Regions from separate parts of the Homo sapiens genome. Here region 2 is linked to region 1. A link is a loop called in an ENCODE intact Hi-C map of the cell type or tissue named here. Cell type or tissue: GM12878. All regions are shown on one strand. Each heading gives the region's core, and the rest is flanking DNA. Links, peaks and the distances in the headings are about the cores only. Region 1 overlaps SPAG16 (sperm associated antigen 16). Region 2 overlaps SPAG16 (sperm associated antigen 16).

The links. Peaks named below come from ENCODE experiments on the same cell type or tissue, not always from the same donor. Only the 100,000 strongest peaks of a DNase experiment are listed, where the experiment ranks them.
Region 2: a loop joins it to region 1, with 2.0 times the contacts of the local background. A loop is called at or near these places in 1 of 110 quality-filtered maps.

Annotation. Positions count from the first base shown.
Region 1 is chr2:213,731,276-213,736,662 of GRCh38, forward strand. The region is part of intron 10 of SPAG16 (sperm associated antigen 16); the gene reads left to right. Among named protein-coding and RNA genes, the nearest start is that of MIR4438, 24 kb to the right of the region's middle. RefSeq lists an enhancer at 2,924-3,063. In GM12878, for the core only: no CTCF peak of the experiment used is centred there; a DNase peak (open chromatin) is centred at 2,776; H3K27ac peaks cover 1,699 bases.
Region 2 is chr2:213,625,246-213,630,632 of GRCh38, forward strand. All of the region lies in intron 10 of SPAG16 (sperm associated antigen 16), which reads left to right. Among named protein-coding and RNA genes, the nearest start is that of MIR4438, 130 kb to the right of the region's middle. In GM12878, for the core only: no CTCF peak of the experiment used is centred there; DNase peaks (open chromatin) are centred at 2,266, 2,696 and 3,055; H3K27ac peaks cover 1,347 bases.

The DNA of each region.
Region 1 (5,387 bases), core at 305-5,304:
CCTCCTGAGTAGCTAGGATTACAGGCACCCACTAACATGCCTGGCTAATTCTTTTTGTATTTTTAGTAGAGACGGGGTTTCACCATGTTGGGCAGGCTGGTCTTGAACTCCTGACATCAGGTGATCCATCCACCTCGGCCTCCCAAATTGCTGGGATTACAGGCGTGAGCCACCATGTCCAGCTGTTTTTTTTTTTTTTTTTCTTTTCCAACTTTTAAGTTCAGGGGTACATGTGCAGGATGTGCAGATTTGTTACATAGGTAAATGTGTGCCATGGTGGTTTGCTGCACAGATCATCCCATCACCCAGGTATTAAGCCCATCTTCCATTGGCTCTTCTTCCTGATCCTGCCCCTCTTCCCACCCCCTGCCCTCCAACACGTCCCAGTGTGTGTGTTGTTCTCCACAATGTATCCATGTGTTCTCATAATTTAGTTACCACTTTTCTGTTCCTGTGTTAGTTTGCTAAGTATAATGTCCTCCAGCTCCATCCATGTCCCTGCAAAAGATATGATCTCATTCCTTTTTATGGCTGCATAGTATTCCATAGTGTATATGTACTACATTTTCTTTATCCACTCTTGATGGTTGTCTTTTCACTCCGTTGGTAGTTTATTTTGCTATGCAGGAGCTCTTTAGGTTAATTAGATTCCATTTGTCAATTTTTGCTTTTGTTGCAATGGCTTTTGATGTTTTTGTCATGAAATCTTTACCTGTGCCTATGTTCTGAATGGTATCTCCTAGATTTTCTTCTAGGGTTTATATAGTTTTTGGTTTTACATTTAAGTCTTTTATCCATCTTGAGTTGATTTTTGTTGATGGTGTAAGGAAGGGATCCAGTATCAATTTTCTGCATATGGCTAGCCAGTTTTCCCAGCACCATTTATTAAATAGGGAATCCTTTTCCCATTGCTTGTTTTTGTCAGACTTGTTAAAGATCAGATGGTTGTAGATGAGTGGTCTTATTTCTGGGTTCTCTGTTCTGTTTCATTGGTCAATGTGTCTGTTCATCCATCTTGGCAAGCCAAATCACAAATGAACTCCCATTCACGATTGCCCCCCCCGCAAAAAAAATGCCCAGGAATACAGGTAACAAAGAAAGTGAAGGAGGGATGTCCTCAAGGAGAACTACAAGCCACTGCTCAAAAGATCCACTATTACCCTAGATTACTGTAGCCCTGTTTTGGTTACTATAGCCCTATAGTATAGTTTGAGATTGCATAGTGTGATGCTTCCAGCTTTGTTCTTTTTGCTTATGATTGCCTTGGCTATTCAGGCTCTTTTTTGTTTCCACATGAATTTTAAGATAGTTTTTTCTAATTCTGTGAAAAATGTCATGGTAGTTTAATGGGGATAGCATTGAATGAATCTGTAAATTGTTTTGGGGACTATGGCCATTTTCACAATATCAACTCTTCCTATCCATGAGCATGGAATAATGTTTTTCCATTTGCTTGTGTTATCTGTGATTTTTTTTGAGCAGTGATTTATAGTTCTCCTTGAAGATAAGCACTTAGGTTGAGTTCATGTCTTTGTTATTGTGAATAGTGCTGCAGTGAACATATGCATGCACATGTCTTTATAATAGGATTATTTCTATTTTTGTGTGTATATACCCAGTAATGGGATTGCTGGGTTGAATAGTATTTCTGCCCCTAGGTCTTTGAGGAATTGCCACACTGTCTTCCAGATTAATTGAACTAATTTACACTCCCACCAACAGTGTAAGAGTTTTCCTTTTTCTCACAACCTCACCAGCATCTGTTGTTTTTTGACTTTTTACTAATAGCCATTCTGACTGGTGTGAGATGGTATCTCATTGTGGTTTTGATTTACATTTCTGTAATGCTCACTGATGTTGAGCTGTTTTTCATATATTTATTGGCTGCGAGTATGTCTGTTCATGTAAAGGGTTCATGTCCTTCACCTACTTTGTAATGGGGTTGTTTTTTTTTTCTTGTAAATTTAAGTTCCTTATAGATGCTGAATATTAGACCTTTGTCAGATGGATAGACTGCAGAAATTTTCTCTCATTCTGTAGGTTCCACATTTTTTGTTGTGACAGGAATGCTGGAAGGGGTTGAAATGGGAACAGTTTTCTTCCTCCAGTTGGGAGGAGGAATATCCCAATAAAGGTGGGGGAAAGTGATTTTCCTTGGAGAACAGACCTGAGTGTATTTCACAATGATTATTTCTTCATTTCTTCTGCCAGAGTTATGAAGGGATTTTTTTTTTTTTTTTTTTTGGTGTGTGTCTTCATGAGAACATCGTGGGGATTCTGAAAGTAAAGCAAACAAAAATGTAAAGGCCTCCCCAAGACTATGGCCTCCAAGACTTTCTTGTATTTGGTTTCTAGTTAGTTTCCAAGCTAGTCCATCCTTAACCTCCAGTACTTTATCAACATTACCATTTTGTGGTGTCCTCATCAATTTATGGTTCCAGTGGCTTCTGTTTCAAGTGAGACTTCTGTTGTGTTTCTCTTGTCTCCAGATTTAAGGGTGATGGTTTGCCTAGTGACTTCAGTTCTCTGATAGGTTCAAGAAAAGTTCATGGTTTTTAGTTTGTTCAACTTTTTCTTATTTTAAGGATGGAGCAACTTGCAAGCTCTTGGCATATTAGAGTTAAAACCAGAAGTCCTTTATTCTGTTTTATAGCCACTTTTATATTCCTTTTTTTGGAAATGAGTTTCTAGAGAAAGAAAGGAGTCCGTTACTAAACCTGAAACTTACTAGATTTAGAAGTTCACATCACACTGAGACTCACTGTGATTCTCTGTGAATATAACATCTGTCACTTCTCTGTCTAAATTCTGGGGAAAGTCCAGTTTAGGCCTACTCTTGTGGCGTGCATTTATGCCCCTGGGTATGATTTAGGTTACCTAACAGTTTTCATTCTTGATCGAGTGATGGGAGGAAAGAATTGCAAGGACTGTAAAATGAAACTGGCCATGAGCAGGACCCAGCAAGAAAAGAGATAAATGCTAGATGGAAACTGCCATTTGCCCACAATTCTAACATCTTAAATTCAGTTCTTAGCTATTGGGTGTCAGTTTTTAGAAGTGAAAAACTAACACTCTTCTCTCCCCACCAAACCAAGAGAAAAAAGCATTGAGACATTTCTTGATAGTCACTATAAAAAATAAAGATAAACTGAGCAAAGATTAAGTATTTTTCCTTCTTCCAAAATAAGATAAAACTTTTATTATAAAATATGCTGCTAAATATGGACATGCTCTTTGAAAAAATAACAGAAATCATATGCTTGCAGTAGATTTATAGAATCAAGTTTTTAGAATTGGAATGTATTTTGAAGGTGAGTGTCTTTTTAATAACTTTTAAATAACTAATTTTATCCAGTTGCAATAAAGGGGTTATATGCAAATACACCAGAATGCTATGGGTTCTTCTTTCTCATTCTTTCATTTTATGTAGACTTGGACATGTTTTTTTTTGGTATGAACATGAATTTCTTTAGTTTTCAGTGGCATTTATTATAAGCCAGACAATATGCTATTTATTTTTTTGAATTATTTTTAAACTTTTGAAAAGTAGCATATCCAATAAATTCTGTAATTATAAAATAAAATGATGGCTTTGTACTTCATATGATGTGACAATTGTTAATCTCCATCGCCTGTTTCAGTAGGTCTCAACCTTTTATTCATTATTGTCCCCTAAGGTGCCTTTCTAGATATTTTTTTTTCCTAATTACTCCCTCTCCCATAAAATTTTATTACTATTGCAGATATACTCCATATCTGCTTATGTACTGCAGCCCTTGAGAAGTCCAAAAACACTGTAATATCTCCTAATTTACCCCTTCCCCATAAACCAGTTTTCACCTCTTGAACATGCTATTATCCTAGTTGAGAATGCATGCCCTATTTGATTAATAATAATGGTTATCTTTTATAAATCACCAAACTAAATATGTAGGTGCTGGTTCTAGAGTCACATTATTTAGGTTAGTATTCTGGAGCAACTCTTTACCAGATTTGTGATTGTGAATTATTTATTAAACTCAAAGTTCCTCAATTTTCTCAATTCAAAATAAAAATAATAGCACCCGAATTGGTGAAAGTAATACTGACAGTTGTAACAAACATCCCCAAATGCAGGATGTTTCAAATCCTATAGAAGAGTATTTCTCAGTAATATAAATTCCAAACAGAATGTTACTGAGTGTCAGGTTAGCTCTAGTCCAGGTGCTGGCTTCTTCCACCATGCGATTCATCAACTGAAGCTCATATTGTTTCCCAGGTTGCACTGGGAGTTGGTATCCAGCCATTAGTCAAGACAAGATAAGGGAAAATTGCAAAATAATGAAAAGCCTTTAGGGGCCAGTGTGGAAGTGATACATACTAGTTTTAGCCACGTTCCTCTCACCAGAATTTAGGTCCAGCTATGATTGCCACACTTAAGTAAAAGAGGGGAATGGGTGGGAAATATGTTCCATCTCTGTGTTTAGGAAAGATAGGAGATGAATTTCATTAATAGCTAGTCAGTCTCTGCCATGGCAGTTATTTCATAGCATTGTGAAGATTATTAAACTATTTGAAAGATATATTATGTCTAGAATTGTCTAGCACTACAACTGGGATGTTTTGAATATTATGGATGGGGCATAAAATGTAAGTTTAGATACCGTCATTATACAGATGAGGGAAATGACAGGCAGAGATACCACTATCCTAATGAGGATGACTGGAGATGAGGGAATTGATATTTATGGAGATTAAGAATTTGCTCAATGTCACTGAGGTAGAATTTTAATACAGCTTAATAAAAATTTAAAACCCATTTGTTTCCTCTCATTTCACTGTGCTTACTCTATTCAATAATTTAATTAGTTACTTTTGCTTTTTAAAAGGCACTGTCATTCTGTTTTCCATGATAACTCAAGGTTTCTTTAATAGAGTGAATAAATAATTATATCATTTTATAAAATGTTTTGGGATTATCATAATAAAGATAATGATGATGACATCAATTCTTGAGTTCCTAATTGCTGTAGGTTCAGATTTTTTTTTCTTTTTTTGAGATGGAGTCTCACTCTGTCACCCAGGCTGGAGTGCAGTGGTGTGATCTCGGCTCACTGTAAACTTCACCTTCCAGGTTATTCTCCCATTTCAGCCTTCCAAGTAGCTGGCATTACATGCACCCACCACCACACCCGGCTAATTTTTGTATTTTTAGTAGAGACAGGGTTTCGCCATGTTGGCCAGGCTGGTCTCAAACTCCTGACCTCAGATGATCCACCTGCCTCGGCCTCCCAAAGTGTTTGGATTACAGGTTCAGATTTTAATAAGATGACAACTGAAGTGTGTTTCACAGGGGTAATAAAAATAGAGATCTTAATACCAAATTAAGAAATAAATTTCTCCAAGCA
Region 2 (5,387 bases), core at 70-5,069, 110 kb before region 1:
GCTTCTGCTTCTGAAGAGGCCTCAGGAAACTTACAATCATGGCAGAAGGGGAAGGGGAAGTAAGCACATCTTCACATGAGAGCAAAGTGGGAGGTGCTACAATGGATACCCCATTCTCCATGATATGCTTGTTTCACATTGCATGCCTGTATCAAAACACCTCGTGTACCCCCCGTAAATATATATACCGACTATGTACCCACAACAATTTAAAAAAATAAAATAAAATGACTTCTCCCCATCTGTAGATTATCTTTAATTTCTTTAAGGTTTATTTTACAGGTCAAATTCCAACATAACCATATTTATCAATCTTCTATTTTATACTTAGTTTTTTTATGTCTTATTTAAGAAATCCTACCTTTCCCAAGACTTTCACCTTTAATATTTGACTAAAAGTCTTTTTGTTGTTGTTACTGTTCTTTTTTTTGTTTGTTTTTGTTTTTGTTTTTGTTTTAGACAGAGTCTTGCTCTGTTGCCCAGGCTGGAGTGCAGTGGCACAATCTGGGCTCACTGCAACCTCCACCTCCTAGGTGAGTTCGAGTGATTCTCCTGCCTCAGCCTCCGGAGTAGCTGGAATTACAGGCGCCCACCACCACACCCAGCTAATTTTTTTGTATTTTCAATAGAGACGGGGTTTCATCAGGTGAGCCAGGCTGGTCTCAAACTCCTGACCTCAGGTTATCCACCCGCCTCGGTCTCCCAAAGTGCTGAGATTACAGGCATGAGCCACCACACCCGGCCTCTACTAAAAATCTTAAGTTTTGTTATTGACATTTCATTCCTAGGATCTTCTGGAGTTTGTCCTTTTATATGGAGTGAGAAGAGGTCAAATTTCATATTTTGTTGTTATCATTGTTCATATGGAACATTTTGTGAGTCTCTGTGAGGCAGAAGTTCCATACAAAAAAGTGTGTTTGGAAGTAAAAAGAAAAATCAGAAACCAGAAGATTCTGAAAATGAAAGATTATCATGATAAGGAATCATATTAGCAGTCCAGCATATTAAATGGAAGGAATGTCTGAAAGCACCAAGCAAAGATAACAAGAGATGGACATCAAGGAAAAGATATGAGTTCCAAGAGTTAAACCATGAAAAACAAAACTGTAAATACCCGGATTTTTAGGGGAAAAAAATAGCTGCAGTAAAGGCAGTAATGAAACAATAAAGAAAATTTCATTTGCTTAAAAAAATGGAGTCTCAACACTGAAAGATTCAGCAATGAAAGTATAATAATGAAAAATATATATAACATTAGTTTAACAGTTGAACTCAACATCTGTTTACAAATTTAAATTTAGACAGTCTTGCTCTAGAATCACTGCTGTGTGAATCTGTATGATTTGACAATTACAAGTTTGCATGACACACTAGATATTATTACTATCGGGCTCAATTTTTTTTTTTTTTTTTTTTTTTTTGAAGATGGAGTCTCTTTGTTGCCCAGGCTGGAGTGCAGTCATGTCATCTTGGCTCTGTGCAACCTCCGCCTCCTGAGTTCAAGCAATTCTGCTGCCTCAGCCTCCTGAGTAGCTGTGACTACAGGTGCATGCCACCACACCTGGCTACTTTTTGTAATTTTAATAGAGACGGTGTTTCACCATGTTGGCCAGGCTGGTCTCGAACTCCTGACCTCAGGTGATCCTCCCACCTTGGCTTCCCAAAGTGCTGGTATTACAGGCATGAGACACTGAGCCCACCCTGAATTTTTTCTTTTTAGACCAAAGTACTATAGACAAAAGCACACAAAAGTCACACTGATCTCTGTATTCCAACTCCTATCTTTGGCATTTCCTATGAAGTTACAGCGAGACTATTTTACTCAGCAAACTATGTACCATGCACCATCTGTGGATGGCAGTGGGGAAAAAGATAACACAGGAACTCATAATTTAATACAGTGTCAGTACAGTATTATGAGACAAGATAGGATAGAAGCGGGATCCTCACTATTGAAGAGTCTGCAAGTGCTATAAGATCCTGCATGGCAGAGAGCGTTCCTCACGTGGTTAGGGAGAGAATTACAGTGGAGCAAAAGAGGCAATAAATTACAATCAGCCTATGTGACTCAGTGTCTTCAAAGTTAATAATTGCTAAGAATCTGAAATCTAAAACAAATACTGATTATTATTAAACTACAGTGTAACACATACTTTCTTCTTGGCTATCAGGTCTTTCTTCTTTCAATACCTGGAGGAAAAATACTCACCATTTAAGCCACTTGCGGAAAGCCCCTTTTTGCTTTCTAAAATTTGCTTCACAAAATGTATCATTTTCTCCTTCCTGTATTCAAAGCAGTTTTAGTCCTATTTTAGCAATTTCAATGTGCATTATTTTAGTTGTCTGTCTCCTTTACCACACTATGAACTCCTGAAGCATGATGTCAATATATTTCTTGTGTCTAAAAAGAAAAGGAACTCAACAATTGACTGTTGAAAGAATGAGAATGAATAAATTGACAAATAAATGAATGAACTGAATGATCAGCTTGAGAACTCAAACATACAAACCAAAACAGTATGCCAATGGGTATTCATATTTTAAATAACTTAAGCCTCAAAAATTGCATCTCTTGTGTTTACATTGAAGTCAAGGTCTTTGGTCCAGCTATCATACCACAAAATAGCGTGAGTGCTTCGCAGCATCACTGTTACTATTCTTTCCTCCAGTTCTCCAATCCCATCATCCAAAGTAGTATTTCTCTTTCTTTCAATATAGAAATGTCACTATTGAAAACCTATCACATGTTTTATTCTATTCAAAGAGAAAGTAAGACATGAGCCTTAGCATTGCCTCACCCATATTCTCATGCCCTGCATTGTTAAAGAAGCCACTCAGCAGAGCTGTGCTCTTTTAACACTAGCTTGAAATTTCATCTCTCAGTGTTGTCACAGCCAAATTTTTACAAATTTGTGAATATCCAGTTAGAGTTCAATTGTGAGATCAACCTTTCTCAGCAACTAGATTTCCAGCCTTTTCTTATGAGGTCAGGAAATTCTTGAGTGTTTTCCAAGATGCACATGTTTCCAGTTTCACAAATAGTACCAAGACCTAAATGAAGCTCCTGATTCCTCCCAGGAGTCTAGTAAAGCACAAAGCAAATTCTATCCATTTATGGCCCTTCTGTGCACTAAAATTACAGCTGGTCCTTTGCAATTTTTATGTAGAGGGAATTTAGTCTCTTTATTATCTTTGTACTTGAAATTATGAAGAGTCTTATTCAAAGCACCGTACAGTTTCAACCAAAGAACAGGTATGTGCCAGATTTAAAAATTTGGACAAGAAATTATTAAGTGACTAATGTCTGATCATAGAACATTGCACAATGGACCCGTTTATTTTACATATCATCACAACTTGGATTCGCACAACTTGTGTTTTGCTTGTAACTTCTATTTCTTGACTTGATTGCTTTGAAAAGTTTGCATTCTTTAACTAGCCTTAATTATTTGTGTGTATGTGACATCACTTTTCTCTAAATGGTCAAAGTTACTTTGAATTTTGTTAATATCCACTTTTAAATCAATGCCAATTGTCAAAATATTAAATATATAATTTATCTCACCAATAAGGAAACTGAAATTACCTAACCAAGGTACTCATTTTATTTACCATTAATTCCCTTTATTCAGTCAGTTTGTGTCTGTTAAGCGTGTTGTTTGTATTAAGCACTATGGTAGATGCTAAAAATGAAGATATATATAGCACTGAACCTACCCTCAAAATACCTAAGAAAAAGAGCAAAAGAAAAATCAAGGTGAATGGCCTATTACAATACAGTGTTTTAAGAGCTCTGACAGAGGTAAGGCAACAACTTTTTCAGAGGAAGAAACTCATAAGCAAAGGACTGGAGAAAAAGTAGAAAGGAATTATTAAAACATCAACGAAGTTAAAAGACTATAGGTTTTGGAGTCAGAAACCCAGACTTGTAACACAAACTTACTTAGTATGTGACTATTTTTGACTTGTCCCTTCAACAGCCTCATCAATAAGAGCAATAAAGTGGTCAGAATGACAGCCCCAGGAATCACTGTAGCCATTTCTTCTTAGCCATTGCAACCAAGGACTACACGTGTTACCAACCCACAGTTCTAGCTGAAGCACCTAGCCAACTAACTAGCAACATTTAGGGAATTAAAATGTGAATAATAGTGAAATTCAATATATATTCCGTCAGTCTCTTGTGTATGATCCCAAAAGAAAGACACAAAATTGACTTTATGTTCTTCAGAATCCAACACAAGGAGAGAATCCTGATTGGTGGCATAATTTAGAGCCTGTTACATATAAACAAATCAATTGCTGCGAAGAGTCAAATCTATTTCCCATCCTGAGGAATGAGTACAATTTGCACTCATGCTTCCTCATGGAATGATGTGGCAGTCCTGGGTCAGCTTGCCTTCAGATCTATTCCTCATGCCTCTTTTGCTCTGCTCAATGCTTCAGGGTGCTGATATGAAAGCTACTTTTTTCCAGGGTTCCCTAATAGTTGACTTCTGGCTGGGTATAGGCAATGGGAAGTGCTGATTGAATTATTGGAAGGGAGTAGCCAGGCTATTTCTCCTTCAGCCTCGCTGTCTAATGTAAAGTCTCTAGAAGCTGCTGTGTCTCCTTCCTGGGTCTGGCTCTCACTCTCAGTGCACAGGCACAGCCTCCTTTTTCCAGGGACCTCTGACCCTCTGGCTTCAGAAACTCCATCTTCTTATATTTTCCCTCCAGCCTAGGCGTGTTAACTAGTCTGTCACTATTTTCTCATTTGCTTCATTGTCTCATTTGACTTCTCAATGTTCCCATCATCCATATAACCATTGCCCTGCATTAAATTCCCTCTATTTTGGCAACTTAAAGATGTTTCTGGCTGGGCACAGTGGCTCACACCTGTAATCCCAGCACTTTGGGAGGCTGAGGTGGGTGGATCACATCAGGTCAGGAGTTGGAGACCAGCCTAGCGAACATGGTGAAACCTCACCTCTACTAAAAGCACAAAAATTAGCTGGGCATGGTGGCAGATGCCTGCAATCCGAGCTACTCGGGAGGCTGAGGCAGGAGAATCGCTTGAACCTGGGAGGCAGAGGTTGCAGTGAGCCGAGATTGCACCACTGCACTCCGGCCTGGGTGACAGAGCAAGACTCCATCTCAAAAAAAAAAAAAAAGATGTTTCTGTCTTCACAGATGAACTGATATTGAGGGCATAAGTTTCATCATCAATTATATCATGTCTATAATAAAAATGGTAAGTTTGTAAGTTATATTTCTTCTAACATTTATCAGTGTGGGCTGGGATATAATGTAAAAACACAGTTCAAAAAAAGTAATTCTACAATTTTAAGAGTAGCAAAATGATGAATGCAAAATACCCAGCTCATTGATGGCTGATTAATGAATGA